5 separate regions of the Homo sapiens genome follow, and regions 1, 2, 3 and 5 are each linked to region 4. The links are chromatin loops, found by intact Hi-C in ENCODE. Cell type or tissue: heart right ventricle. All regions are shown on one strand. Links, peaks and the distances in the headings refer to the core of each region. The heading gives the core; the rest is flanking DNA.

Evidence for each region. Peaks named below come from ENCODE experiments on the same cell type or tissue, not always from the same donor. Only the 100,000 strongest peaks of a DNase experiment are listed, where the experiment ranks them.
Region 1: it touches region 4 in a loop (2.3-fold over the local background); 10 of 110 quality-filtered maps call a loop at or near these places.
Region 2: a loop joins it to region 4, with 5 times the contacts of the local background. A loop is called at or near these places in 6 of 110 quality-filtered maps.
Region 3: a loop joins it to region 4, with 2.5 times the contacts of the local background. A loop is called at or near these places in 24 of 110 quality-filtered maps.
Region 5: a loop joins it to region 4, with 12 times the contacts of the local background. A loop is called at or near these places in 74 of 110 quality-filtered maps.

Annotation. Positions count from the first base shown.
Region 1 is chr20:10,651,740-10,657,519 of GRCh38, reverse strand. It overlaps JAG1 (jagged canonical Notch ligand 1), which reads left to right. Exons shown (of 26, transcript NM_000214.3): 5 at 1,062-1,122; 6 at 4,922-5,052; 7 at 5,270-5,389. Among named protein-coding and RNA genes, the nearest start is that of MIR6870, 4.9 kb to the right of the region's middle. In heart right ventricle, for the core only: no CTCF peak of the experiment used is centred there; a DNase peak (open chromatin) is centred at 3,820; H3K4me3 peaks cover 1,392 bases; H3K27ac peaks cover 4,456 bases.
Region 2 is chr20:10,608,018-10,613,926 of GRCh38, reverse strand. The region is part of intron 6 of SLX4IP (SLX4 interacting protein); the gene reads right to left. It also overlaps the pseudogene DNAJC9P1. Among named protein-coding and RNA genes, the nearest start is that of MIR6870, 39 kb to the left of the region's middle. In heart right ventricle, for the core only: a CTCF peak has its summit at 2,390 (motif pointing left); DNase peaks (open chromatin) are centred at 2,386 and 4,436; H3K27ac peaks cover 3,422 bases.
Region 3 is chr20:11,201,684-11,207,592 of GRCh38, reverse strand. No RefSeq gene overlaps it. Among named protein-coding and RNA genes, the nearest start is that of LINC02871, 180 kb to the right of the region's middle. In heart right ventricle, for the core only: a CTCF peak has its summit at 2,258 (motif pointing right); a DNase peak (open chromatin) is centred at 2,252; H3K27ac peaks cover 1,072 bases.
Region 4 is chr20:11,270,731-11,276,639 of GRCh38, reverse strand. LOC124904960 (a long non-coding RNA gene) reads right to left here. Exons shown (of 2, transcript XR_007067724.1): 2 at 4,893-5,394. It overlaps LOC339593 (a long non-coding RNA gene), which reads left to right and starts at 3,257. Exons shown (of 2, transcript NR_038972.1): 1 at 3,257-3,306. RefSeq lists a silencer at 5,685-5,909. In heart right ventricle, for the core only: CTCF peaks have their summits at 2,363 (motif pointing right) and 5,055; no DNase peak of the experiment used is centred there.
Region 5 is chr20:10,551,133-10,557,041 of GRCh38, reverse strand. SLX4IP (SLX4 interacting protein) reads right to left here. Exons shown (of 8, transcript NM_001009608.3): 3 at 722-811. Among named protein-coding and RNA genes, the nearest start is that of MIR6870, 96 kb to the left of the region's middle. In heart right ventricle, for the core only: a CTCF peak has its summit at 3,488 (motif pointing right); a DNase peak (open chromatin) is centred at 3,491.

The sequences.
Region 1 (5,780 bases), core at 781-5,780, 620 kb after region 4:
GGGTAGTACTACTGCTTTCTTAAATAATTGGAGAGAAGAGTTTAAAAAGGATGGCATTTCTGGAATTCAAATGAAAAGGGGAATTCATTAACATATTTTAGTGTGTTTTAAAAATTAAACGACCTAACACTTAGTGTGGGTTTTTTGTTTGGTGTTTTTTTTTTTTTTTAAGATAAGGTGCTCACTTTGTCACCCATGATGGCACAATCATGGCTCACTGGAGCCTTGAACTCCTGGGTTCAAGTGATCCTCCTGCCTCAGCCTCCCAAGTAGCTGGGACTATAGGCACATGCCACCACACCCAGCTTTTTTATTTTGTGTAGACATAGTCTTGCTATGTTGTTGAGGCTGGTCTCGAACTCCTGGCCTCAAGCTATCCTTCTGCCTCAATCTCCCAAAGTGTTGGGATTATAGGCATGGGCCACTGTTGCCTGGTCTTAGAAACTGACATTTTTTAGAAGTTACTTTTTTCTTTTTTTTAAACGAAGTAGAGAATTGCTCTGCAAGGATACTTTATAAAAGTCTCACCAGATCTGGCCACCAGATTAGCCTGCCCAATGAGTCCAGCCTGGCTGGCTCTGTTAGTCCCATGGAATTTTCAAACCAGGCATTTGGTATGGGTTGTTTTTTTTTTTTTTTTTTTTTTTAAAGGCTGAGGCTCATCTGAATGTGTCCTGGTGGGATGGGGAAGGATTATCTATACCTTTTTTTCTTCTAATGAAAAGGGTGTGGGCAGAATGGAAACTGACCAAGCTCTGCTCAAGGAGCCAGGGTAGCTGTGGTTTAGAGAGGCTGGACGAAGGTCCCCCTTCCCTCGTCAACTTGTCTGCATTTTGTCCCCAAACAATATCATGTTTTCAGAATCTGCTAACAAGGCCTTGAAGTTTAAAGCTGGTTTTGTTATTTGGGCCCCTCCCATCTTCCTCTCCTTACAAGGGACTTGATATGAGACCTGTTAAAATCGTGGAATTTGCAGACTTTAATGCAATGGGCCATTCTCATGACCGGGGCGATGCAAGGAACAGGCAGTGTGCTGACACGCCCTTCTCTGTTTTTTACAGCTATTTGCCGACAAGGCTGCAGTCCTAAGCATGGGTCTTGCAAACTCCCAGGTGACTGCAGGTAAATCAACTGGTCTTTTGTGAGATTTCTTTTAATTTTCCTTTATGTAAGAGAGGAACTGACTTTATTGTGACTATGCCTCTTTTTTCCTTGGAGAACAAGAAAGCTTTTTTAAAAAAAAAATTCAGATAGACACATCCGAAGCTTATTAAATTATACCAGCTGTCTGGTGGAATGCACACACCACTTCTCTCTTGGAATAAAAAGAAACTCTTTGGGCATAGCCAGTGACTTCATGTATTAACTGTTCTGTAAATTGATAACACATTTTTATAATCTTCCCTTATAGTGCTGATGGGCTAGATGGAGGGATGTGGGCTTGTTTCTTTGCGTCTCTCTCCTCTTCCACCAAGGCTTTCTTCTCCCAGCCCCCTCCCCGACTTTTCCCATCAATAGGCGAAAGTCCAGCATTCTTTAGAATGGGATTAGTCCAATCTCCTGGCCCCTTTGCAGGCGGGAGCTGGGTTGGTGCTGAGAGGTTAATGGCTGCCCTGGAATCTTGTCAGTTGAGCCTGATGAATGTAGACTTTTGCTGCAGTCCTTTGAAGTCTGTTCCTTTATGGTCCAGGAACAATGCGGAAGCCAAAGGGAGGCCTGCCCTGACCACTTCACGATGGCGGGTTTTGGAACTTCTTGAAATTTATATTACGCCCGTTTGGAAAAGGCTTATTTTGGGAAATATTGTTGGTGTCTGTGGTGTTTTTGGCAGTCTTAATGCTTTGCTCTCCCTCCTCCCAAATTTTAAGGAGTAACGCTAAATGGATCCTTTGAGCCTGTCACTTTTGCCCCCAAAGCTACTCTGACATGAGTAAAGGGAATCTTATGAAACATAGTCTAAACCAGTATGTCCCAAACTAATGTTATTTGGGGCTCTTATTAAAACGCAGGTCCTGATTCTATAGGTCTGGGCTGAGCCCAGGTTTCTGCATTTCTAACAAGCTCCCAAGCGATGCTGCTGATGGAACCATCAGCAATCACTGCCCCCAGACCTCAGTACTCAAAGTGTAACTTCCAGAATTAACAAGGGAGCTGTTAAAATGCAGGTTCGTGGGCTCCGTCCCACATCCATAGAATCCTAGTCCTTGGTTTGGCCCAGGAGTCTGCATTTGACAAGCTGGCCACATGACTTTGCTGCTTAGTAAATTTTGAGGCTACTCCTTTAAAGAGAACTATCTGTGGCCTTTACCTTTATGATTCCACCGCTCCGTCTGTTCCCCTCCCATGCAAGGGGGAACATGGAACTAAATTAAGAACTGGTTGTCCCGAATTGTCTCTTCCTACACTTCAGAAAGATAGTTTATTTCCTGGAAGGCTGAGGGGCTTCTCCTGCTGTCTCCCATTGGTGGCGATGGACTGTAGTATTTAACAGCATTGCTGTCCAATGCGGAGCAGGAATCCACCTACCTTAACTCTTCCTAATTAAGGGTGTTCTGGAGAAAGTCCCAATGGCAGTGCTATTAGTGATTCCAAGCCTGCTGCCTGCTCAGATGGATATCAGCGGAGGCCGACTGTGATTTGTGCTGCTGTCATCAGAACACACATACAGCTATACAGGGGAGGGCCCTCCCAGCCAGAACAACAGGCTTTGTTTCCAGAATTTAGCCCTTTCTCTTTCGAAGTCCCACCTCCCTCTCCCTGCCCAGACACGCACTGATGGCCTTATTTACTTAAGGTGCGACTTTCCCACACATCATTTGCATAGTCTCCCAGCCCAGTTTTCCCTCCCTACCTTGAAAGAAAGTCAAAACAGAACCTTCACGCTGAGGAAGTTCAGGTTGTGTCCTGCTGCAGAAATAGTTGAATGGCAAGTTACCTGCAAGTTGTCTTTTGGATTATGTATTACACAGGTTATTTTTTTTTTCACCCCCACATGAGAAAATTTACTGGTTTTTGTTGTTCCCAAGTAGACTGAGTCCCTTTCCCTGGGTATACATGCTTGCTTATTGCAAGCCTGCCAATAATATCAAACTTAATTATGAATCATCATCTGAGGAAAGTCACTTCAATTTCTCATGAGAATCTTAATCATATATTATTAAACTGGGATAACTTGGTTGGTGCCTCTTTTAGGGTCAGTATTTTTATTTGTTTTCTTTTGAAGTCATCCATGGCCTCTTGTGGTTGCTTTTTTATGCTTGGGGATTGAGGTCTCTTTAATTAGGTGAGGTTGGGTCCTCAGCTGCCTCTCCTTGCCTTTATGAGGCAACTTGAAGAGGGCTAGTGATCCTGAATTTGGAAGAGAATAAGGGAAGACGGTGAGAATATTGCCATTTCGTAATCAGTTCCCTCTTACTATCTTTCAGGCTAAGAATATCAGCCTTGACAGAATGGCTACACCCTTACCTCCCACTAACGTGGGTGTCCGCTTTTGAGAAATTATTTAGATTGTAATTTTGTTCTTATCTTACTCCTTTAGTCACTTGTCACGTTGACATTCCATTTTACATAAACCAGAATCCAGTGTCTAACTTTAAACCACACATTCTAGTGATTTCTTTGCATGTGGGTGTGCATAGCTTGGTTTCAGAAGTTAGGAAGTGGTTAGTCAGTATTCTCAGGGGTTAAGTTGACTCTCAGCCGTGGGTGATTAGCTATTAGCTAGATCCCTATAATTTTCCCATGACAAGGATTTGCTAGCCTGCCTCCCGCTCTTGGGAAACCGAAAGCCTTTCCTTCTGGGGAGCTAGAGGGGGCGGGGGTTGTTTTCCAGAGTTACAGCTGAGCAGCTTAGGGGGTTGGCGCTGATCGTGGCTTTTCCCAGGTCCCGTTCTGGAAACATGTTGCCCATCCCACCCGCACCCCACCCTCCACCCTCCACCCTCCACGCTCCACCGGGAGGCTAGTTGATGTTTCTCCCTGCCTTCCCCCACCCTTGTTAAAGCTTGGCTCTTGAGAAGGCAATTAAAGTTTCAGAGGGCTTGAAAATTCAAGGGAGAGTGGTTTGAGACGCTGCCCCCTCTCCCACCCCAGATGAAAGTTGTTGTATTTGTTTTTGTTTTTGCTTGGGGATCAGAGGCACTATTTGGCCCCAAAAGAGTATGATTAATCAAGGTGCTTATATAAAAGAACCTCAACTCCGCCAATACTAGATAAATTAAGCAGACTGCTTTCTTTTTTTTTTCTTTTCTTGGCAAAGCAAGAAATCACTATAAATTAGCACACAGTAATGGGACACAAATTATGGAGTTGGTTCCAAGTGTTGTCATTTCCTTCTCCTTCCCTATAGAAGTGGGTTTAGAGAGCCTACTCTGGCTTTGGCCAAGGGAGGGTGCCCCTTTCTCTCCTTGTTTTTTTAAATAAAGCGTCATCGTGAGGCAGTTTCCTGCTGCACTTGGTGGCTTGTTGCATTTCTGTGCACTGGGGTCATGACTTTCTGTGCAGACAAAGAGCAGAGTGGCAAGTGCAGCGTCTGCAGAGACTTTGGCATAGCTCTCTTGTCACCGAGAGAGTCCTTTCCTCTATAGTCTGTCGCAACTAGGTGCACGGGTTGATTTATTCCATGCCTTCACCTTTGGCTCACTCGTGTGAGCCTGAGAAGAGAGTGGCTTTGTGAAGGGCATCCCCATGCTGGCCTCTTCCCAAACAGCCCTCCTTTTGTCAGGAGTCGGCTGGGAGGGGACCTCAGCTCAACTGTGAAAATGTTTGTTTATACGGAGCCCCTGATGAGCCTTGGGAGTCTACCTTCCTGTCCCCAGAAACAAAACAGAAAAAGCCTGGACTTTGCAGTCTTCCATTTGAATTGTACAGGTGTCTCTTAACGTTCAAAAGGCTAACCTGGAGGTGTGCTGTGTGTCTCCAGGTGCCAGTACGGCTGGCAAGGCCTGTACTGTGATAAGTGCATCCCACACCCGGGATGCGTCCACGGCATCTGTAATGAGCCCTGGCAGTGCCTCTGTGAGACCAACTGGGGCGGCCAGCTCTGTGACAAAGGTATGGCCCTTAGGGATGAGACCCAGGGTGGGATCTGGGGGTGGGATGGCACTAATTTGGTTTCTAATTTTATTGGCAGGGGCTTTTATTCTGAATTCTCCTTGAATGCTGTGTGGGTTTTCTGGTTTTTCTTTTTAAAAGACGACTGGGGCTAGAAACATGGTGGGTTCGCCATCTTCACAGGCGTCTCTTAGTGACTCCAGGATCTTTTTGGCAGATCTCAATTACTGTGGGACTCATCAGCCGTGTCTCAACGGGGGAACTTGTAGCAACACAGGCCCTGACAAATATCAGTGTTCCTGCCCTGAGGGGTATTCAGGACCCAACTGTGAAATTGGTAAGTGGTCCAAGATGAATGAGAGCCCTTTGTCTAATTTTTCTGTACTCAGCTTTTAAAAAATATACTTAAGGACTTGTTTAAGGAAAAAAAAGTGAAAATAGCTTCCAAAGATAGGCCTTATCCCAACCATTCTATAAGCCTTTGTAACTTTCAAGTCTCTAAAGTTTTTTGGGTGATGCTGATTCGTATAGGAGGCAGCGGGAGATGAAATGACCCCAGCTCTGAGATGTCTTGGAATGTGGTTAGAGACAGCTCAGCGAGAAAGATGACTTCCTTTCTTTCCTAGACACAGCAGGGTTCTATCACACGCTTGCTTTTGGTTTTTGAAATATGCTTGCACTAGTGGCTGTGGTGTGGGATTCGGTTGGAGGGGGGTGTGGGGAGGTAA
Region 2 (5,909 bases), core at 338-5,337, 660 kb after region 4:
AGGCGTATTGGCGGCTACTCTTTAAAAAGATATCTTTAGAGGACGTTCAAGCTTTTGAAAAGACATACAAAGGTTTGGAAGAAGAGCTGGCTGATATTAAGCAGGCCTATCTGGACTTCAAGGGTGACATGGATCAGATCATGGAGTCTGTGCTTTGCGTGCAGTACACAGAGGAACCCAGGATAAGGAATATCATTCAGCAAGCTATTGACGCCGGAGAGGTCCCATCCTATAACGCCTTTGTCAAAGAATCAACACAAAAGATGAATGCAAAGAAAAGGAGGGCTCAGGAAGAGGCCAAAGAAGCAGAAATGAGCAGAAAGGAGTTGGGGCTTGATGAAGGCGTGGATAGCCTGAAGGCAGCCATTCAGAGCAGACAAAAGGATTGGCAAAAGGAAATGGACAATTTTCTGGCTCAGATGGAAGCAAAGTACTGCAAATCTTCCAAAGGAGGAGGGAAAAAATCTGCTCTCAAGAAAAAAAAGAAATAATGGAATTTTTCTCTTCAAAGGTCCTTAGGTGTAAATTGATGCCATTGTAAGCAAGGTGCAGGCAAGACTTGAAGGCAAAAAGCAATTCAACTCTTGAGAAAAGGTGTCTTTCCAGCCTGAATTTTTCAGATTGACTAGACCAAGCAGAATCTCTCAACCTGATCTTAGTATTTCCTAGAAAGCACTTGACATTGTGTGAGGTCTCACCTGAAGGAACTTGGTGGTGACAGTTGGGAGGGTGGAGGGAGGCAGTGTCCCTTCCTGACAGCACTTGCCTCCATGGATCTTCTGTACACAGCACTCTTATCTAGGATGTGGTTCTGTTCATGCCGCTTTCTGCGATGTGCGTGTCTGTTAGAATAGGCTCTCTACCCAGCTAGAACACCTTCCAGACACTTGCTGGACAGCTATCTTCCACATACTTCCCAGTTTACATTTGGTCTTAATGATCTTGAATAGATTCTCTCTTCATTTTACTCAGCCAGGTTTTGTACTGATGTACAGGTGTTAAATTACTTCAAGCATTTTTGTAAGATTTGTATATGATTAAATAAAAAAGGTAAAACATGATGATTAAAAAAATAATAATAATTAATGGCTGGGCGTTGTGGCTCATGCCTGTAATCCCCGCACTTTGGGAGGCCCATGCGGGTGGATCAGCTAAGGTCAGGAGTTCGAGACCAGCCTGACTAACATGGTGAAATCCTGTCACTACTAAAAACACGAAAATTAGCCGGGCGTGGTGGTGCATGCCTGTAATCCCAGCTACTCAGGAGGCAGGAGAATCGCTTGAACCTGGGAGACGGAGGTTGAGGTGAGCCGAGGTCACGCCACTGCACTCCAGCATGGGCAACAGGAGCGAAACTGCATCTCAATAATAATAATAGTAACCCAACCAGAGTATTTTGAAAAGTAGGCAATTCACAGTAGAATATTACAAAACATAGTCTTAGGGCATATTCAAAATGTTACTGCTTCTCGATTCCTCCTAATCACATCTGCTGAGAATGATACACCCAGAGTTGATCGAATCAGGCTGAGGCTCCTGGCACACGAGTCCCAGCACAGAGGTGAAACGGAGTGGAGTCTAAGGTCTCATGTTCATTGTTGGCTTGTCCCAGGGCCAGCTTCTCAACCCCTTGATGGTTGGTTTCTCATCTACCTTACAGGACTGTTTGGGAAATTTAAATGCAGTGAGGTGTAGGAAGCAACTTTGGAAACTGGAGAGTGTTGAACACATTTTCAAATGTGATGCCTTCACAAACCATGTGGGGCTGGAGAGAAGGCAAGAGTGCCTTGTATTCATGAAGAACTCATATGATTCCCAAAGTCCTTTTCCCAACATCTCATCTGGTCCCCAAGGAGTATTCATCAGGGCAGGTATTGTCACTATGTGATGGATGAGAAGAATGAGACCCACAAAGACTGAGGCCGTGCATGTAGTCAGGGGCAGAAATGAGTCTAGGAGGCCTGCTCCCTGTGCAGTAGTACTCTCTTCACTTTGCCCAATGGCCACAGTATCATTTGCCATCATGGTTAGATATGGACTTATAGAAAGAGAAGAGCACTTTGGCTCCAGTCCTCTCTTGGTCACTACCTGACTGTGATATTTGGACAACTGACATATTCTCTGAGCACCAGTTTCTTCATCTATAAAAAGAGAGATGATAATAATGCCTCTATGGTGGATACTCATTCAGTTCCTGGAAGCAATGCTCAGATTTTGTCCTGGAAAATCACATCTTCAACCCCCATCCATGTCCATGCATTTCAAGAGACCTTGTTTCCCTACCTGACTCCAGAAACTGGCCTGTGGCTCAGGCCAATCAAACTACTGAACTAACAAGCCTCAAAGAGATGCATCAGCCACAGCTGTCCTGGCAAGAGGCCTCACCTCCCCCTGCTGGAAGGATATGGACCTGAGGCTGCCGGGACCAACCACCACACATAAGCTGAGAGTGAAGCCAACACAGTGGAATCTGGAGCCAAAGATGGTGAGAAATGGAGTCTTAATGATATTCTTTGTGTCTCTGATCAAGCTGTACCTAAAGCCTGGACTTTTCAGGGGCATGAGACAAAAACCTTCCTTTTTTGGCTAAGCTGCTTTGAGTTGGCCTTGCTGTCTCGTGAAAATGAAAAGGTTCAAGACTGATACAATCTCTTCTCAGGTTTGTTGCACTGAATAGGTTATTGTATGCGACAGCCCTCTGCAAATAATTAAAACCTTCTGCCAACAATAAAAGCAGATTAAAAGTGTAATATATTATCAGCTTATTTGGGGGGCATATAATAATGTTAAAGTATGAAACTGGAACATTTTAATTTGTAATGAGGCAAAAAGAACGTTACAACCATACTTTAGTGGACACCTCATGATTTTCAGGAGCATCAGCGATGTGAAATATGACACATAAGAAAGCCTCAGTTAGTTACAGAAAAGCAGTGCAAACAGAGCATGAATGACAATGACTACAATCCCAGACCACAAGGCAAAATGGCTGCGCAGAAGCCACCTGTCTTTAAAATGAAGAAGTCTCTCTTTCCTAAATTTCACTAATAATACTTTTTAAATTTTTTGATAATAACTAAGTAAAAAGGGCAAAACAGGTGGGACAGAGTCGCAATGAATAACGAAAAGAAAAGATGGAAACACACAAGCATGTATGTATTGACTCAAGGGAACTGAGGCAAACAGGAGGTGAAATGAAAAGTGGCATCGCATGAATTCCACTGGGACTGAAGTTGTTTTTCTCTAAAGATGACAATGATGATGGACATTTGTTCTGAGACCAAAGGCAAAACACTTGGCACAGGGGCTAGCACCTGGTATGTGAGTCCACGTGAGACATGCACGAGGCAGACATGACCTTCCCCATTTCAGACTTGAGGATACTGATGCTCTGGATGGCCAAGCCATCTGCCCAGTTCCCACAGTGAGGGGCAAGCCTTCATTCCACACGTGTCTGGCCCAGAGTCCGTCCTCTGAGGACTTCACTTCTCTGCCTTCCCATGAAAAGGGCGGGTCTCTAAGGGGAAGTGAGCCAGGGCTGCTGATAATGCTGTCATTTGGGTTAGTAGTGAATACTCTCATTTTCTCTTTAAAATTATTTTTTAAAAGTTTTCTTTTCTTCTGAATTGATGCCAGTGAAGCTCTTGTGTAGATCTGGGGAAGCACCCATAAGTGGCTGCAAACAGTATCACCCTAAACATGAAATCGGTGAAAATAATCAAGGAAGTTATTTTGCAGGAAGTATACATTTCACAGGGATTTTCCAGTTTACATTCACCTACCCTCAAGAACCTAAAAATATATCCTGACCAACCTTAGCCTCTATGCTCAAATCTCTGGTGCCAAACAAGTGTGACAAACTTGGACATTTTGAAGAATTTATGGGTTTGGGCCAACACTTGACATTGTGAGGCTTATCAACTGTTCTGAGAATTGGATAGAAGCTATTTAACTTTGACCAGAAAAAAACATAAAAATACACATTTTTTTTTTAATTTTAAGGAATTCATGAATCATAGGCTAGTAACTCCAGTTTAAAAGTAGAAGGGAAACATCTGTAAAAAATAGAGAAAACATACTAGGAATTATCCAAGGCAGAGTTGGGCCACTTTAGGAGGTCTTCTTGTTAAAAAAAAATGCCTTCTCTGACAAAGGCCTGTGGTTGAAAAGTGCCAACACCTGTGGGAAGGTAGACAGACCTCTTTCGGGATGATGAAAGAAGGATAATGTCTTTCCTAACATCTCACCTGACTGAGCATGTGGGCCTGAACAGGGACATGGTGGAGAGAGGTGGGTAAACATGAAGTCCAGCTGCGCAGGGAGTAGGGCTAACCAGGAGAGAGCCCACAGTAGCCCTGGGCACTGATGGGAAAAGGGTCTAAGAGCTAGAGAGAACACACCACAGATGATTGTCTCATTTCAAAATTCTGCTCTGAGCTGGCCTTCTGCCCAGGGATGTGGAAGGAATAGCTCTTGCCATTTCCCTGAGATACAGATACTAAGGCCTCCTCTTTCCAAGACTCAGAGCTCATGATAGTAACAGCTTTTGTGAACTAGTCTGGGAACCTCATCCCGTTATGACACTGTATCCTTGGGAAAATGAGTATTGAATTCTAAATCATCTGCTAACTAATGAACTCTCTGTGCTATCACTGTGGGTGTTCTGATGAAGATGGGCTTTTAGGAATTCAAGCCTGAGAAGTCTGCTGTCTCTTGATTCCTACGTACTTTAGAGAGGTGACTGGGTTTTTCCTCCAAAGCCGTATCTCAATGTGAGTCTGCTGGCAGCTACTGGAAATCGAAGGTGTTGAGCTGGGTGGTCGCTGCTCCTTCTCCTCCTCCTCTTCCTCCTCTGGATGTTGGTTAACAGAACTCCCACTGAAGGTCACAAGTTTTTGCCTTTAGCGTGTCTCTTTCTCCAGCACTGACTGGCTGGCTAAATGGGGGTTTATCACTTAACTCTTTGGTACTTTAGTTTTTATAGCTGCAAAATAAAGTTGAGCTGGCAAGTGGAGAAAATAATTAGGGAGTCGAGTTTCTTGGGAAAATATTAATAATATAAGCAGAATGATAGTGTCAGGTATTTTTCTCCTTTCAAGCAGGAAGGAGAAGATTGTACAGCAGTCTGTTAATGTGGCGTTAATTGCATTTAAATGAAGACTTCTTCAGAGAAGAAAGGAAATGATGTTGATAAAAATTAATACTGTATAAGTGCCTTAGACTTTCTATGACCTTTTTTTTTTTTTTTTTTTTGAGACAGAGTATTGCTCTGTCACCCAGGCTGGAGTGCAGTGGTGCAATCTCGGCTCACTGCAAGCTCCGCCTCCTGGGTTCACACCATTCTCCCACCTCAGCCTCCTGAGTAGCTGGGACTACAGGCGCCTGCCACCACATCCGGCTACCTTTTTTTTTTTCCTGTATTTTTAGTAGAGATGGTGTTTCACTGTGTTAGCCAGGATGGTCTCGATCTCCTGACCTCGTGATCCGCCCGCCTCGGCCTCCCAAAGTGCTGGGATTACAGGCATGAGCCACCGCGCCTGGCCTTCTATGACATTTTAATATTCATTATTTCACTTGCTCTTTAGGAAAACTTGAGAACGCTGTACAGAAAGTATCATGTTTACCTTTGCTTAACAAGTTAGGTGACTAGTGCTCTTGTGAAGCCAGATGACTTGTGTAAGGTCATCAGTGAATAAGGGGAGAGGCAGTGGTCAAAGCCAGGTCTTTACATTTTAACTCAAATCCCTTTTCCAGTTGTTCTATTCCCCACCACGTTTTTCCTAATCAAATCTATCAAAGGGTTCATCAATGGAGATCACGGGCCTCTGCACAGGCAAAGATACACTATGAGAAAAAAACCACAAAGGATTGGGGATGGAGATACATCCTATTCCAACTTATCCTATCTA
Region 3 (5,909 bases), core at 308-5,307, 69 kb after region 4:
AAGCATGACCCATGGGATAAATTCAGCCTGTAGACTATTTTAGTAAACAATATTTTATTGGAATACAGCCACACTCACTTGTTTATACTTTATCCATACCTGTTTTTGCTCTAAAATGGTAGAGTTGACTAGTTGCAACAGAGACTGTATGAACTGCAGAAGCTAAAATATTTATGATCTAACTGATCATTGTTTTATACTTTATATATGTCATTTGGTATAGACATATTTTTTATTCACTTATTTCTTGCTTTCTTCATGCAATCAATTAATTATAGGTATTTAATAATGAAAGCAATTAAGTAAATATTAAAGAAACAATACAATAAGAAACAACAAATTAAGTTTCTGTCCTTTTAAAACATACCTAAATATCGATAGTCATCTTATTGCAATCATTTATCTACAAAATCTTTTAGAACTTCACTCTTATGTTCTTATATGCTTGGCCTTCAGGGAAAAAAAAGAGAATTATGTACATGACCTGCTCATGTGCTCCACTATATTATGCCAATCAAATAAAATATACATAAATGGTAAAAATCACCCAATCTAAAGCTAAAGAGAACCATTATTTCTGGTCCTTCCTTTCTAGTCAATGTCATAAAACTAGAGTTGGTGATAAATCTAAGTTTTATAATATGCAGGAATCTTTCCTATTAAGCTATCATAATAATATATGCATATATATGTAAATGCACATATAAACAACCCATAAACATGAATATTTGTGGTATATTTCTAAATGTTTCAACATGTTAGGTATTTTGCAATTTTTCTCTCTTAGGATAACTGTTGCCAGAATATGTTTTCTCTTTTTGTAGTCTTAGCATGGACAAAACAAGTAAATACATGAGAGGTTTGGTCTGGGATTTACTCACTTAAGGGGGAAGAAAAGATTCTAGTTGTAATTAAGTTTTAAGGCAGGTGGAAAATATACCCTTGTTCAACCATCTCAATCCTGGGCACTTCTACCCTGAAGCTGTGATGTACATTGAAATCAAAATATGGTTGATTTTGAAGTAAACATTTTTTTTCCTAGCACACAACAGCAAATCTGACACTTAAATATGTGAAAAACAGAAGCCAGAACAAATTCAAAATAAATATGAGTTACTAACAGTTATAGATTAGGGAGTTCTGTTTCCACAAATCCTTAGCAAGGAGTATGCTCACAAAGCATGTAATTACACTAACAACTAACATGATAGATTTCTTAGACTCAAGATCACACAACAAAGTAATAATAATAACAATACTTATATCTCTGGGGCACTGCTTTTCTACTGTTGGGATCTAAAATTCCTAAGTCAATATCTTATTTATTTGCTGAGAACCAACCCTTTCACTTTTCTAAATTATTCCATATTAGGATTTCATGAACTAGTAGATCAGGTTACTACTCCTTATAGAAAGCTGCTGGAAAGTGCTAACTAAAGTGCTGGAATTTTAATGCCATATTTTAGTGGAGTAAGTGCATGGTAGAGGAAGATTAATTAGGTTTAAGACAGAAGGAGAGTCCAATTTAATTTTGCCCCATTACTCAACTTGCCTGGAAATTATACTTAGTGTGTGGGATTCTTCCCCCGAGGGGAATAGCGCAGAGCCTCCTTCCTACCCTGTCAAGCACAGGAAGCTGTGTAGTCTTTCTGTGCTCATTCTGTTCTATGCCCGCAGAGGTCTGTTTGTGCCAGGACAGCTTTGCAAGGCAGTGGAAATCCTTTTCTGGCACAAGATTTGCAAGATGTGGAATGGGCCTGTATGGTTAAGATACGTTAGCATGAAAATCCAGCTTTGACTGAAAAGTCTCAAAGAGGCTTAGGCTCCAATTCTGTGTCAGGAGGGAGAAGCAGAGAGAAATATATTGTCACATTCCAGTTATTTCCAAGTAGATTCTTGCCTTTGCAATTCCAGTTTAGCCAAAGAACTTCCAGAGCTGAATAAGGAAATGCTCCAGAAGAAACACTATGCCAAAAATGCACCTTCCTTCTTCCCCTCTCAAGTTCCATGTTTATTAGCCCTGGAAAAGCCCTCTTTTTACCTATTGAAATTCTTTAAGCCCCAACTCTAACTCATTAATCCTTCCTTAGTCCTTTTCAATATCTCGCCTTTAAATTCTTAGAGTATACAGCCTGTGCCACAGAACTTGGCAGTGAAACTCCACAGCTTTACACCTTCCAACCTGCAGACTTTGAAAGACAGAAGCAAAACTCTGTGTGAGGTCAGACTCATCAACTGTGCCTACCAACAGAGGGCGTAGCAGTTGGGAAAGTGATCTTACGAACCAACTTCCTAGTATTTGCTGGAGGATATTCTAGGGTTTGTCACTGTTCTTAGCCTGTCTCTCATAGTAGAGCACAAGCTTTTGAGACCTGGAAGTAATCTTTGTTAATAACTCGATTGTGTTATGATCTACAGTTTCACTTCTGGTCTCCTTTCCCTTCCAATGCTTTTAAGTCCTCTGTGCTAACTCTAATGCCAGGTGTCACCCATAGGCACAGTTCCTGAGCTAGTCTGAAGAACCCTGGAAACACTATGGTTCCTTGACAATAAGATGCCTTAAACTTTAAGATAAACTATCAACCTAGTAATAATGAAAAATAGCATTGCATTAAGTGTGCTTATTGATTATAAAATGAACTTCAATTTTTAAAATATTCTGTTGTGTGTGTGAGAGTTTTTTTTTTTTTAATGGTCACCATAGAACTGATAAATAAGGCCTATCAGGAACATCACCACCAAATCCAGTGAAACTTGGAACTGAGTTGCTTTGATCACAGATGGACTTGTGGTCGTGAGTCCCCAGGGTGGTAATAATTCTACCTGCTGAAATGTGAGGCCTTGTCTCAAGCATTACAATGGACTATTGGGGTTTTACTATTATTAATACTGCTTCCCTATAAAGCTAGATTTTCTCTTTGAATCCTGACTTGATTTAGTGAAGTTTTGTGCCTTTTCAGCTTGCCATGATCTTGTTCTTTTTTCCCTACTGGTTCTGTATTTTCCTCTTATAGGATTAAGATAATTTATGCAAATGGGCTAGAGTCCCCAAAATATAAAAAGACTTTTACACAATCATCTCTAAAGATTTCATTGTATTTCATAGTATATTTCTATCACTTATTTAATTAATGTCTTTGTTGCTGGACATTTATAGTATATGCCCAAATATAAACAAAATGAAATAAAAATAGATTTCTCATTTTTCAAAAAAGTGGATTAAAAAAAAACGATGTTTTGGCCCACTTGTCTCCATTTTTTTAGCTGTTCATCAATAGTTTCACACTTGATTTGGCCCAGTTTTCTTTTTTGAGTAAGTAACTATGTGGAATGTGTTTGTATGTCAAGGTCGCTGTTGTTATTGTTTGCATTTAGGCATAATTCCTTTGCAAACTTACCGAGAATTGAGACTACGAAGTAAAAGTATATGAATATATTTAAGGCCTTTTACAATTGTTTCTAAAATTTAAACCACTGTAGGTTCCCATTAAGTGTATATAAAAGTAGTAAGATGAGTCACGTTATATTTTTCTAAGATTGTTTTCAAGTTTTTTCTGAAATTTCCATTTTATTTGCAAGAGTGTTCGTAATATCTTAACAATGTCTGCATTATGTGTGTGATGGCCTCCTTGTCTTCCTGATTTTGATTATTTGGGCTTTCTTTTTTTTCCTTTTCTTAAAATTAATTTTCTAGATGTTTTAAAATTTTGTGTTTTCAATGAACCAAATTTTGGCAATGTTTATCTTCTCTGCCCTATTTTTATCATTTGAACTACTTTATTCTACTTTGTGAAAGTTTAGTAACTCCTTGTAATGAATGCAGATATCATTTGAATATTTGTCCTCCCCCACATTTCATGTTGAATTGTAATCCCCAATGTTGGAGGAGGGGCCTGGTGGGAGGTGACTGGATCATGGGAGTGGGACCCACATGACTTGGTGCTGTCCTCGTGATAATGAGATCTCCTGAGATCTGGTCATTTAAGTGTGTGGTGGCTCCGACTTCTCTTGCTCCTCCTCCTATCATGTAAGACACCTGCTCCCCCACCGCCTTCCACCATGATTGTAAGCTTCCTAAGGCCTCCCCAAAAGCAGATGCTGTGCTATGCTTCCTGTACAACCTGTAGAACTGTGAGCCAATTAAACCTCTTTGCTTATAAATTACCCAGTTCCTGGTATTTCTTTATAGCAGTGCAAGAACAGACTAATACAAATACCTAGTTTGTGCATTTCAGCCTCTTTTTTACTGTATTGATTTTTCCTTGCAATTCTATTAACTACTGAGCAAGATAATATGCTAAAATTCTGAGTGGTTATTTTTGATTCATTTGTTCTTTCAATTCCTGAAACAGATGTGTTAAAAGTTTCTTATATGAGTGTAGTTTTGCCTATATATTCTTTTGATTCTCTTATTGTCCACGTCTTCTTGTGGTTCCATCAATTTTTGATTTATATGCTGTGAATCTCTATCATTAGGTGCATGGATATGTAAAATCATTACATCTTCTTGTGAGTTGAAGTTGTTATCATTATAAAGTGACTATACCTTTTGCCTTAAATCTATTATGTTTAGTATTACTATTGCAACACTACCTTTCCTTTGTTTTACACTCAAATAATACATATTTGTCCAAGCTTCTACTTCTGTTTTATTTTTATTGTTAGCTCCAGGGACACATAGGATGTATACTACACAACTTCAGGGAACACCACCCTCATAAACTAGAACATGAATTCCCCACTTCCAGTGATTATGGATGTACCGGATTTCACAGGAATTTTCCTTAATCCAAGCTAATATTCTTTACTTTTAATTATTCAGTCTATTTGCATTTAAATCAGTCTATTTGCATTTCAATGATTACTAACACGTTTGTGTTTAAAATATACCCTCTTGATTTTTATTTTTCTCTAACTATTCTATTGTATTTCCTTTCCCTCTTGTAATATTTCAGTTTGAATGTTTTTATTCTAATTTTTAAATATTAATTTGAAAATCATACAAGTTAAAACATTAGTATACATCAAAGTAGAAAATTAATCAATACTTCAATTTTCCCTTAGAAAAGACAAGGTCCTTAGAACATTTCAACTCATTTTTATCACATTCAAGTAAATCTGTTAATGTTGTTTTGGATTTAAATTCTGTCTTAATCTTTAATACCTTATTATCATGTTTAATTATTGTTATTTTGTACATTTTATTAGACTTACCCACATATTCACTTTGTTCTCTCTTCTTCATTCCCTGTTCACTTTGGATCTTCTCTCTGGATTCAACTTGATTCTGCCTCAAGAACATTCTTTACTATTTCTTTTAGTGTAGGTTTGCTGGTGGCAAATCCTCTCGCTTTTTGTTTGCCTGAAAATAATCTAAATTTCTTCTTCACATGGAAGGTAACTTTCACGGGATATAGATTTTCAGGATGACATTTACCTTCTTCAGCACATTAAAGTCACCATTCCATTGCTATTGGCATTCACTGTTGCTATTAAGTTAGCTGTCAGTCATTTCTTTAAAGATAATCTGTTTTTCTTTTGTCTATTTTCAGGATTTTTCTTCTTCATTAGAATTCTGCAGTTTCATGATAGAATGATTAGGTGTAAATGTCTTTCTATTTACCCTTTTAGAGATTTATTAGCTTTTTTTAAAATCTCTAGATTCTGTCCTTAATCAGTTCTAGAAAATTTTTATTTATTTTCTATTCAAATATTATCTCTCCATTATACTTTTATTCTCTCCTTTATGGAATCAAATTAAGGGTATATTCGTTCTTCTCAATCTATCCTTTTTGCCTCTTGACCTTCTGTATTCCATCCACTGTCTCTCCATGCAACATCCTAAATAATTTATTCTAACGTTTCTTGCAGTTCTAATTCTTTCTTGGATTGTATCTAATATGCATTTA
Region 4 (5,909 bases), core at 426-5,425:
AGTGTAAATGAATGTCTAAATGCAACAGAAACATAGTTTTTATTATAAATGTCCACATGAATTGCCAGCTTTAAATAAACCATATATATATGTATACAAATTTGTATAAGGAGAATAATCAACTAATAATTTACTTTGTGACAATGTGGGATTTTTATAAATGTGTTGGTTATTTCTTTGTACAACTCGACTAAAGAATTTACTGAGAATTCTTTACATGCAGGCTCCCTTGCTATATCAGCAATTACTAAATTTCCAAGCATTGAATCCACAATCAATAATTCAGAAAAACTCAGAATGCCTTCATCAGGGCTAAGCCATGCTATATAGCTAGTATTTTAAAGATACAACTTTAAGCCTAATTTGTTTAAAAGAGTTTATTGCTTATAGACTTAATTTTTCCATGGGGGAAAAGAAAGAGAGCCCTGAATATAGAAATGACAATCATTAAAAAAGAAAAAAGAAAGAAGAAAAGAAAGATGAGAGAAAGAGAAAAAAGAAAAAAAGAGAGAGAGAAAGAAAGAGAGAGAGAGAAAGACAGACAAAGGAGAGAGGAAAGGAGGGAGGGAGAGAGAGAAGATGGAAAGAAGGAAGGGAGCGAGGAAGAAAAGAAACAAGAAAGGAAGGAAGAAGAAAAGAAAAGAAAGAGAGAAGAAAGAAAAAGAAAGAGAGCGACAGAAAGAGAGAGAGAGAGAAAGACAGACAAAGGAGGGAGAAAGGGAGGGACAAAGAGAAGAAGGAAGGAAAGAAAGAAGGAACCAAGGAAGAAAGGAAAGAAGAAAGGAAGGAAGGAGAAAAAAGAAAAAAGAAGGAAGGAAGGAAGAAAGGAAGCAAGAAAGAAAGAAAGGAAGGGAGGGAAAGAAAGGAGGGAGGGAGGGAGAGAAGGGAGGAAGGAAGGAAGCAAGGAGGAGGGGAGGGAGGGAAGAGAAGAGGGAGGGAGGTAAGGAAGGGAGAGAGGGAGGGAAGTAAGGAAGGGAGGGAGGGAGGGAGAAAAAAAGGAAACCAGTTTTTGTTGTTGTTTTTGAGGTGGAGTCTCGCTCTGTCACCCAGGCTAGAGTGCAGTGGCGTGATCTTGGCTCACTGCAACCTCTGTGTCCCGGGTTCAAGCGATTCTCCTGCCTCAGCCTCACGAGTAGCTGAGAGTACAGGTGCCCGCCACCACACCTGGCTGATTTTTGTATTTTTAGTAGAGACAGGGTTTCACCACGTTGGCCAGGCTGGTCTTGATCTCTTGACCTCAGGTTATCCACCCACATCATTCTCCCAAAGTGCTGGGATTACAGGCATGAGACACTGAGCCCGGCCAAAACCAGTTATTTTTTTCAGCCACTTTGCAACCCATTTTGAGAATATACTGGCAATTACACTGTTTTTAATAATGTTGTAGCCACACATGGATAAACTGGTTCATGGTTTACTTACAGTCCGAGTCCCAGGCAACTGTGGATACCTTTACAAAGTTTAAACCCTCTCCATATCCCAAGTGGTATTTTTACTTTTGCACTGGAGCATATAAGAAAAGGTAGGATATGGCAGAATTGCATAAGAATCACCTGGGCGTTTGCTCAAAATTCCGACTCCAAGGCCTCACTGAAGATCACCAGAATCTGAGAGACCTCCAGGTGTAGGCTGCACTATCACTGCCTCCTGAAAGGTCCTGTGGGGTGAGGATGGTGATTAAAAACTGGAGTCCTCAGCGGGACAGCACTAACCTGCCTCCAGTGTAGCTAGTTAACATCTGTAGATTTCACTTTCTTCTAACTCTACGAAGACAAGACCCCAAGTTCCTGTTATACAGAGAAAGTTGTGATTTTGTATATATTTTATTCATTTTGCTTAAAATCCTAAAATCTGACAAAAGGAAACAGGAAATATTTTATTATGGCCTACTCCAATTAATCTAAAGTGGGTTTCAGCTTGATTAAGATAACTTGGAGAGTTGGTTAAATCTTTGTCTTGCCTGAGTAACTTGCATATGTATATTTTCTAAACTTTTGGACATGAATTTCAAGTAGCAAATTCTATTCATCTTAATGGATTCTTTTCTTGGAAGATGTCAGTGGTTCTTCAGAACATTCCACACGAACTCTGTGTCCAAATCATTAACAGCAGTTTTTACTATGGGCACATAAGACAGAAATAAATCTGTTTTAATTACCTGTTTGGATTCTGATACCACGGCTGTTTGCCAAACCTTACTGATACTTCTTGTATTACCTCTTTGAACATATCTGGTGTAGAAACTGGTGTATCTCTTTTGCAATCTCTATAGGATACTATGCACGAATCTACAGTAATGATAGGTACTGCGTCATTTTTGTGGAGTCTGTCTGGTGAAGAAAGTGTCCTTGGAGCCGGTTTTATTTTCTTTGTCACTAGATGTCACTGCATACACAAGTGTGCTACTGTCGCCCAGGGTAATCTGAGCCCTGATTGCTGGGAAAGAGGCAAAATAGATTCTGGAAGCCTTCACTGTGATCCTACTTGGAAGGTATCTGCACTTTGGATCTCTTTGAGGCTTTCTCACAATCTCATTTAATTAGGCTAATCCTCCCTAATACTTTGTCATTTTACAGATTGTGTGAAATCTAATTTAAATATGTGCAAATCTTTTGCTATTCAACGGGACCTTTGCATGGTGAAGCCAAATGTGGTAAACGTATCTTTATTCAATGTTTCTTTCTGGTTTGGAATTATAAACAGAATGTAAATTGACTACTTATATGCTACCTCTAATTCAAGGGTATATCCTGTTAAAACACCAATTTGTTCTCAATCAGAATGAAATACTCAATAAGTACTTAAAATTGCCTGCTTGCTAACCAATCGCATTACATATCTGCTTCAAGCTATTTAATAAAAAAAAGCTTCAAGTAAAACTTGCAGTCCTTCTATCTCCAATGTTCTTGCAAATTCCATGCTTATATTTGCATCTATTGGGGCCCGAGGTATGCTTGCTTAGGAAGAGGACCCTTATCCATGATTTTTCCTGGCCTGGTTAGCTGTGTTTGCAATATGTGCTTGAGAGATTAATTCAGGTTGATACTACAGTGTTCTAGAGAGGCACATTTACATCTTCACTTTTTATTCTTAGCCTCCAAAAGGATTTGTGACAATCTTTTCATGAAGAAAATCCTTCCGGGTCAGTAGTGGAAGTTCACCTCCATATTTTTATTCACCCAGATACCATGGAAACAGCAGTTTTACCTAAGACAATTAGCATTTAGAATTCTCCAACTCTCTTCTTAATCTGCAGGACCAGACATGAGCAGATATTACTGGATCTTGGACAAGTGGGTCTCTAAGGTAAGGCCTTGAACCCTTGCTTGGGATTTCATCTCATAAATAAACACAAATAAGTTATTAAAAATCCAGGTTATAATCCCAAGTGTTTGGTGTGGTTTGTGGAAAATGTGCACCTCAGTTTCCTCATTTATGAAAGGAAACTGAGAAAATCTGCCTTTATGTACCTCATGATGTTGTTAGGAAAATCAAACAAGATAATAGGTTCGAAAAAAAATGAAGACCATTATATAGATTCATACATCATCTTCCTCTCTCTTGTAATTTATTTGTAACACATGAATTTAAATAGATTACAACAGTGGTGAATTCATATCACTTTCAAAAGTTATCTTCCTTTTTGAAAGTTAATATTTTAGCCAGTAATTAAACATAATTAGTGACTTTGTGATCAGATGTTCATTTTCTTCCACTTAGCCAACGGGCGGCATGTGGTGAATTAAAATAGCAGGTGGAATTTTAGAACAGGTGACAGGTTCCTGAGCACCCACGAAGGTTAGATTCAGATGATGGGCGCAGCTTTTCTTTAGTATAGCAGAAACCTTGGGATGCCTGGGATGAAGACAAGGGAGAGCAGAGTAGGCAGAGAGCAACTGCCACCGTAAAGCCTGGACAAGTCTCAGAGCGATAAATCTGTTCATTTAGGGCCCAACATGAGTTTTTCTTTCTGAGAAGTATAGCCCAAGTTATGCAAATCTGTTAGATATGAAATCGCTCTTACAAAACAGCATTTGGATGAGTCCCAAGTAAACAAATCAGACCCACGCAGATCAAATTTTCATTAAAATGCATGATTTTAAGAATGGGGTGGGGGAAGGAAGCTGAGAAATCAAAGGTGACTTTAACTACATCTTAAATTCAGTTTTTGCCCCAAGTCTATGTTCTATACAGCTTTCTGTTTTTCTTTTTAAAACGCCGATCCCACCAAATAAGCTAATTGCGCTGATGACAGCACATTTGGTAAACGGTGGCCTACAGACCTCAGACGGCTCCTCTCTGCCTTAGTTCAGATTTCTGTGAGCACCACAAGGCTGAAGGGATCCTCTAATTATGGGTGGGATTAGTGCTCAATAGCCGATGTGTTGCTCTTCGTGGCTTGCAGCCCTCGTGGTTTCTCTGCTCCTTATGGTCACTGTGGCCACCTAGAAATTCTTTTCAGGAGCATAATAACCGGATCAGCTGCTGCAGGCTGGAGCCCGGCGGAACAAAGGGAGGCGGAGGGTGCTCCCACCGGCCTCTGCCTGCTCACAGATCCCAGCGGGCACCCCCGGGGTCACAGCAGACAAAACCAGAGTCCAGCCCCATTTGATAGGGCTCCATCCCACACGACCCACTGCCCCTACTTAAGGTCTGGGGGATAGGCTCCAACAGCGTGCACTATTTGCCAACAAAAGTACTAGCAGTGGAAAGAAATACACACCCAGGCACTACAACACACAGGAAGACTCCTCTTGTTCAGTTTTCCCTTTCAGCTATTACTCCCTGGAAATCTTGAAGATAGCTGTGAGAAGTTTATTACTAAGCATCAGTTTTTAATATTAATCTTGTACCAGGATCATTTTAATAATCATTAACGAGGAAACAGGAGGTGGTGGGCATTTATTTTATTGTCAAGTGAGGCAGTTTCTTGTTCTGTTCATCATTCTTGAAGCTTCTCTTGCACCACCCGTTCCCTGATGCCACAGTGTGGAGAGGTTTTCCCTAAGCAGCATCTGGTCCCCTTGGAGGATTCCACAGGCTTTTTGTCTCTTTCAGGTTTTCAATAGTGGCCTCTGGGGGCGCCGGGGGGAGGAACCATCTGGCCAGGCGTCACCTGGCCAGTTGGGCCTGCCTGGCCTCACGCTGCTCAGCATTCCTCTGCATCAAATGGCTCAGTGCCTGCCGGGGACCTGGTCAAGTGCTGGACAATGGGCCACAGAGCTTAGCACTGAGCCAAGAATGTAGTGTTAATAAGAACACTTTTTATTCACAATAAGGACAGATAATATAGTTTGAGAATGTGGGATACTAAGCAACAAAATTGGGTTTCAATGTTGATTCATTTATCTCCTAGCTGCGTGGCCTTAGGTGACTTACTTCAGAGTTGTGCTTCTGCAAAAGAAGAAAAATAATAACAACTGGATTGTTGTGAGGTATTAATGAGACTACCCAGATATAAAGGTATCACTTCTATCAGGCAGGAAAGAAAGGGGACATTTTAATGGGTGAATCAAGGATTGTTTAGTAACAGGACTTTTTACAAAGGTGCAGGTGTGGTTTAAGAAAAGCAAGAGGGGATTGTGTAGTATCCCAGGGCTCTCGACATCCCAGAGTGGTTAGCGTGCCAGGGCAGAAGGGGCAACATCAGAGAGCAGTTACTGGAAACCAGATATGGAGTTGCAGGGGGAAGGACACCCTGACACAAGCTGTGGGCTTCCTCAGGGTGCAGCTAAAGCAGGGTAAGAGGAGAGGTGGGGCGGGGGAGAGCAATACTCTGAGAACCCATCCCAGGACCTCACTCTCCTCCCACTCTCCGAATCTCCTGCTGGTGCCACTCATCACCTGAACTACGTAGCAGCCCCGCCCACATCCCCTTGTCATTCACATAAATAGGGAAGGCTTTTTAC
Region 5 (5,909 bases), core at 567-5,566, 720 kb after region 4:
GAGCAGGGATCAGAGAAGGAGGCAAAGCAATGGTGAGAGCTCAGTGCAGCTTGTAAGCCTCCACCACAAGCAGCACTTGGGTGGGATTGTTGAAACTTAGAACCAGGAGTGAATTTGGCATCTAGGCAAACCTCTTCACTTTCAGATGAGGAGGCTGAGGCTCAGTGAAGTCCAGCATCATGCTCTGCTAAGCCCCCGGCTACTGGCTTTCCTGACTGACCATTGTGAGAAGGAACACCGTCAAGTATTTCCTGACTTGTCAAAGGCTCATGATAATACAAGGATGATAGAAAATAAAAGCTGAGGCTTTAAGATGGGTGTGAAGGTTCAGCCTTGTGTTAACTGCCACACCTGCTTCAGGTGCTCAGGCCATCCTTCACAACCAGTCAGGTTAAAATCCCTGATTACTGAAATAGTCACTTTAACTTCTTCTTCTTCTTCTCCTCTTTTTGAATATATAGAAATCCTTCCCCCAAAACAAAGAGGTATAAAATGTCTGGTTTAAATAATACAGTATCATATGAAGTTTATGAATGTGTCAGTTTCTGAAGGAAAAAAAAAGTGGGTGCATATGTGTCTGTCATTGGGAATACAATTGTTTTTCAAGGATTAAATACGCAACATTTTTTTCCCACTAACAGAAATGAAAGCTGGAAAGAGCTGATATTTCTTATAGCAGCAGCAGCTACTTGCAATTAAATAGTAGAAAGTTTTGTTGTACCTCTTTCTTCTGTTCAGAAAACCAGCTTGTATCTTTGTTTGAACCTTGTGGCAAGATATGAAGATCCACGAGGACAGCAAAATTCCCACACTGAAAGACATTAATGGCAGAGTCAGTGTCTGTGCGGCTCATGCCCAGCAAACAATGAGAGAAAATCTCACAAATTCCTATGTGGTTGCTCATGATGAAATGGCAACAAAGTTCACTACTAGACAGAACTTTTAATAAAGAACATGGTTACAGGTCATAATCTACTACTTTCCCTAAGTTTAACATTTACAGTGGAAATGCTAAGGAGAGATGCAATGTTAATCAAGACAGGAAAGACAAAATATCTGTCTCTGGGCTGCACCTTGAAAGGGGATGTCCAAGCATCCCGGCAGCAGTTGGAAGACGTGAAGCATCGAGAGAAGTTAAATAGGTCAGTACTAGGTAGGCTCCACAAAAGAATGATTCCATGCACAGCCAGGGGAATTCTTTCTTCTAAGCAGCAAATAACAGATATAAGATACTGCATTTTTAGACGGACAAAAGGATTGGCTAGGACGGTACACTTTGGAATTGAAATAGGAACATGGAAGAATGAGAAATAAGCAAGAAGATAAAGATACATACTGAATGCTAGTTAACAAAACAAAACAAAATTCATTAAAGTATGCTACAAAACTGTACAAAGCCTGACTCTGTTCTTATTCTATAGGCTAGCGCTGTCCAGCACTTTAGAAAATAATGGAAATATTCTATATATATGCTGTTCAATAAGATAGCCATATGTGGCCGTATGTGGCCATATGTGGCTGCTGAGCACTTAAAATGTGGCTATTGTAACTGATAAGCTACATTTTTAATAAAATTTAAATTAAATTTAAGTAGCTACATGTAGCTAGTGGTTCCATACTGGATAGCACAGTTACAGACCCTGTGAAAAGTTGTTGCCTTATAAATCCTCACATATGAGTGAAGTAATTTCTGAGAATCACAAGATAACTGTGAACAAACTAATTTGGTAAGGAATGGGACACCAAGGTTGGGGATGGTCTGAGAGACCCAGAGATTCGGTTTATGAGACTCAGAGGTTCAGTTTTTTCACTTCCTTGGCTGGACAGTTTTGTTTTTTTTTTTTTAAATTCTGTCCTATATATCAACAGTGAAAGGAAAGTAGTTTCAACAAATGGTTAGACCATCAGATGTAAATATAAAGTGAAACTTGACACCTACCTCACGCTATATACAAAATTTAATTTGAGATGGATCACACACCTAGACAAAAAAGCCAAAACTATCTTCCTGATCTTTGGAATAGGAAAAGATTTCTTAGGATCCAGAAAGCACCAAATATTGAGAAAAATAGTTGTAAAATTGTTAAATTTTCAAAATTAAAAATTTCTGTTAACGAAAAAAGCACCACTAATAAAATAAATAGGTATGTTACAGACTGGGAGAAATGTATTTATGTATTCAAAAATACATGTATCTGGCAAAAAGGACTGGTACCCAAAATATGTAAAGAACTCCTACAAACTGATATTTTTAAAAAAAGCAAAACAAAAAACCTGAGTTTGAATAGACACTTCACAAATAGGATAAATGAATGGCTAATAAGAAAATGAAAAAAGTGTTCAATATCATTAGTCATCAGGCAAATTAAAATTAAAACCACCAAGAGATACAACTACAATACCCACCAGAATGACTACAGTTAAAAAGACTGACATAACATGAAATGTTGGTAAGGATATGGAACAACCCAGACTCTCATACTTTCCCAGTGGAAATGTAAGATGGTCTAACCACTCTGGCAAATGGGTTTGTCAGTTTCCTGTAGCTAAACGTACATTTACTTATCAACTGAGCCAATGATTCCTTCCCAGGTGTTTACTCAAGAGAGATGAAGTATATGTGCACACAAAGACTTGTATGCAAATATTCATGGAAGTTTTATTTATAATAACCCAACGTGAAGACAACCCAAAAGTCTACAACAAGAGAACAAATTGTGCCATATTCATGCAAGGGAACACTACTCACCACACTACCGATAGACTCAACATGTATTCATCTCAAAAACATTAGGTTGAGCAAAAGAAACCAGACCAAAATAACATATACTGTATGGTTCCATCTATATATAATTCTAAAACAGCAAAATCAACGTGTGATGAAAGGAATCAAAACAGTAATTTCCCAGGGGGGTAAAAAACTGGGTGAGAACTGTCACAAAGGAACTTTGTATGTGATAAGACTATTCTGTATCTTGATGGGGTATGTTATGTATACACTGCAATCAGTTCCTTTCACTATATTTAAATTATACATCAATAATAAACAATTTTTAAACACTGTGTAAAATGCACTCATACTTGTTGGCAGTTATTTAAAATGTAGGTATTACGTCCCTGAAAATGTGTGGGAGACCCAAATGAAGTTTACCAGGTAATAAACTGTGAAGCATGTTGAAAGATGGTTTCCTACGATGTAAAAGAGTGCACTTTAGTGTGTTACAGTTTAGTGTGTTGCAACCAGCATTTTATTTTAATGAAAGAGAACTGAAGATAATATTAGAATGCAATACAAAATATCAATGTGTCATATGGTTAGATCAAGAATTGTTTTGTGAAATGTAAGTAAGTGTGTACTCAGTTATGATGGAAAGCCTATTTCTTATTGTGGGTTGTAATAAAAAATGTTTGAAAACCACTCAAGTATACTGTTAAAGTCCTTCTCAACTGTTGGTTACAGAATTTAACCTTTAAGGAGTATGCTGCCACCAGGTGGAGGTCGCATGCCACAACTACAGGATCTTAGCCACGGAATATTAACCTTTCCTGTGCCATGGACTTATTTAGCCAACTGTGAAGCTGATGAAAGTTGCTCAGAATAATATTTTTAAATGCATGAAACACAACACATAGGATTAACAAGAAAACCAATTACACTGAAGTACAGTTATCTTAACGAAAGAAAAATTTGAGACATAGGAATGTATGTCCTTGTTTATTAAGGCATTGGGTCTTGTCACATAGTGATGGATCTAGTACTACTACAAATCTGAAGTGGCGATAAGCATAAATGATATCTTCATTATCTGCAACAACCTTAATGTAATATGAAAAGAGCTATAATTTCTAATGGTGACAAATACTGCTAATATTATTCATATTTTGATTATGAATCCCACGTTCATAATAAAAAGGAAAACTAAATTTACTAGAACTTGATCACAATAAAGACGTAACTTTTTCCCATGCAAGTTCACTGGCCTCTGAATTCAATCACAGGCCCATTGAAGTTCCAAGGATTCTGGAATAAAAGCCCTTCCAAAGCGGTAAAACATGTCTCAACACATTTTATTGCAGGTTCCTACAGGTGCTCTTTCCTGATTTTTTAATCTAAACCAAGTTCACTGCTACCTTTTCATTAGCAAAACTAATTGTTTTTTTTTCTTGTAACCCTCCTACCACCGCAAAACTAATTCTTTAAAAAAAAAAAGGGGGTGGGGGGAGGGGAATCTTAAGCTTAAGCAACTTGAATTGATACTGTAACAGCAGCTTGCTGAAGAATTAACCTAATAGTAAGGTCCAATTTGGTATTTTTCTCACCATTTTGTGACTTTGATCACAAATAACCTAGTCTAAGTTTGAAAATAAACAGATTGAGTAGAATGTCTCTTTTTAGAAAAATAAATTGTCAAATCTTACTGTGGTGAGCAGACTTTCCTGGGGTTTCTGGAAGCCTCCACTGTTTGGCAGGCAGTCCCCTCCCCCGCAGGGGGCTCTCCCTCTGCAGCCTGCAGTTCTGAGCTCTCTCAACTCCCTCCCACACTAGGCAGAGGTATTCTGCCTTTCCAAAGTTCCCTGCTCTCAAAGCTTTGCTTCTTGTCACTCATGAGAAAACAGAAGTGAAAAAAAAAAAGAAAAAAAAAAGAAAAGAAAGCTTCTTACACTGCCAGCAGCACAGCCTCCCTTTCTCCTCCTCCTAATTAGGAGAAGGTTATTTCTAGTCTCAGAAGATCAACTCTCCAGCTTTCTTCTGAGAGAAGCAACATGGTAACCATCACTTCTTTCTCAGCCCAGAACTGGTCACTCTGCAGAGGCCAAGCCACCTCTTGAGCAACCATCAGGCTGCTAGGAATAGCTTCACATTGCATGCACTGGGCTGCGAGTCCCCCAGCCAGGGTCTGGTCTGGCTTCTATCCCCTCCACCCAGAGGATTCAGCCAACAACAGGGGTGTCACCCCCAACTCCTCCCTTCCCCTAACCCTCCAGAATCAGTCACGCATCTTGTCCATTTTAATTTTTTAGAGCGTTCTCACACACACTTCTCTCTTGCTCTGCTGCTCCTATCTTCTCCCACTTGGAAGATTACAGTCACTTCTGTTGGTGTCCTGGATGAACCCTCAATGCATATCTGGGAAATCTCTAACCTATAAATCGGATCAGTCCACTCCTGCTGCAGCTCAGAGCAGCAACTCACAAGCTCTAATGAGGCCCATGTCTTTGTCTCCTGCACCTGACGTTTTCATCCTTGGCTTACATTACAACTTGCCTCGCTGCTTCCATGCTTGTTGAGATCCTATGCATCCTCGAACCCTAGCAGGAGTGTGGTCAACTCTGTGAAGCTATTCTGAACAGTTTCTCTTTCCCTGCTCTGGACCAGCCCATTCTTCATGTGATTATTTATTTCTACATTAAGTGACTGGTCCATGTAGGGCCCCCATCCTAGGCTATAAGCCATGGAGACAGGTCTATACCTCTGCCAATCTTGCATCCCCAGTGACCAACACACTACCAGCCCTCAGTGAATACTTAATATTTAATGAAAGGAAGACAAATGAAAAAAACAAATGACAGAACAAGTTAGCCCCAAGAATTGGGCAAATCACAGCCTTGTCTGCAAAGGGAGAGCTCTAAGCCCTTTCCAGGGACCAAGCCGTTACTATTCGGCCCAGTGCACTGATACATCATAGAACAACTTCCTCTCTCCCTATTCTGGAGTAGCGACAACTCTGCCATCAGCAACAACAAGCAGTCATTTTTCATATTTCGTGAAATGGGAATACAAGAATCTTAGGATTACTTCACTGGAAACTCACTGCCAACTGAACGTGTTGGTTATTTTTCCTATCTCTTTCCTAAGAATTCCAGAGGTGCAACTCACACTATTTCCAAGTCCTCGGAGGTGGGAGGTC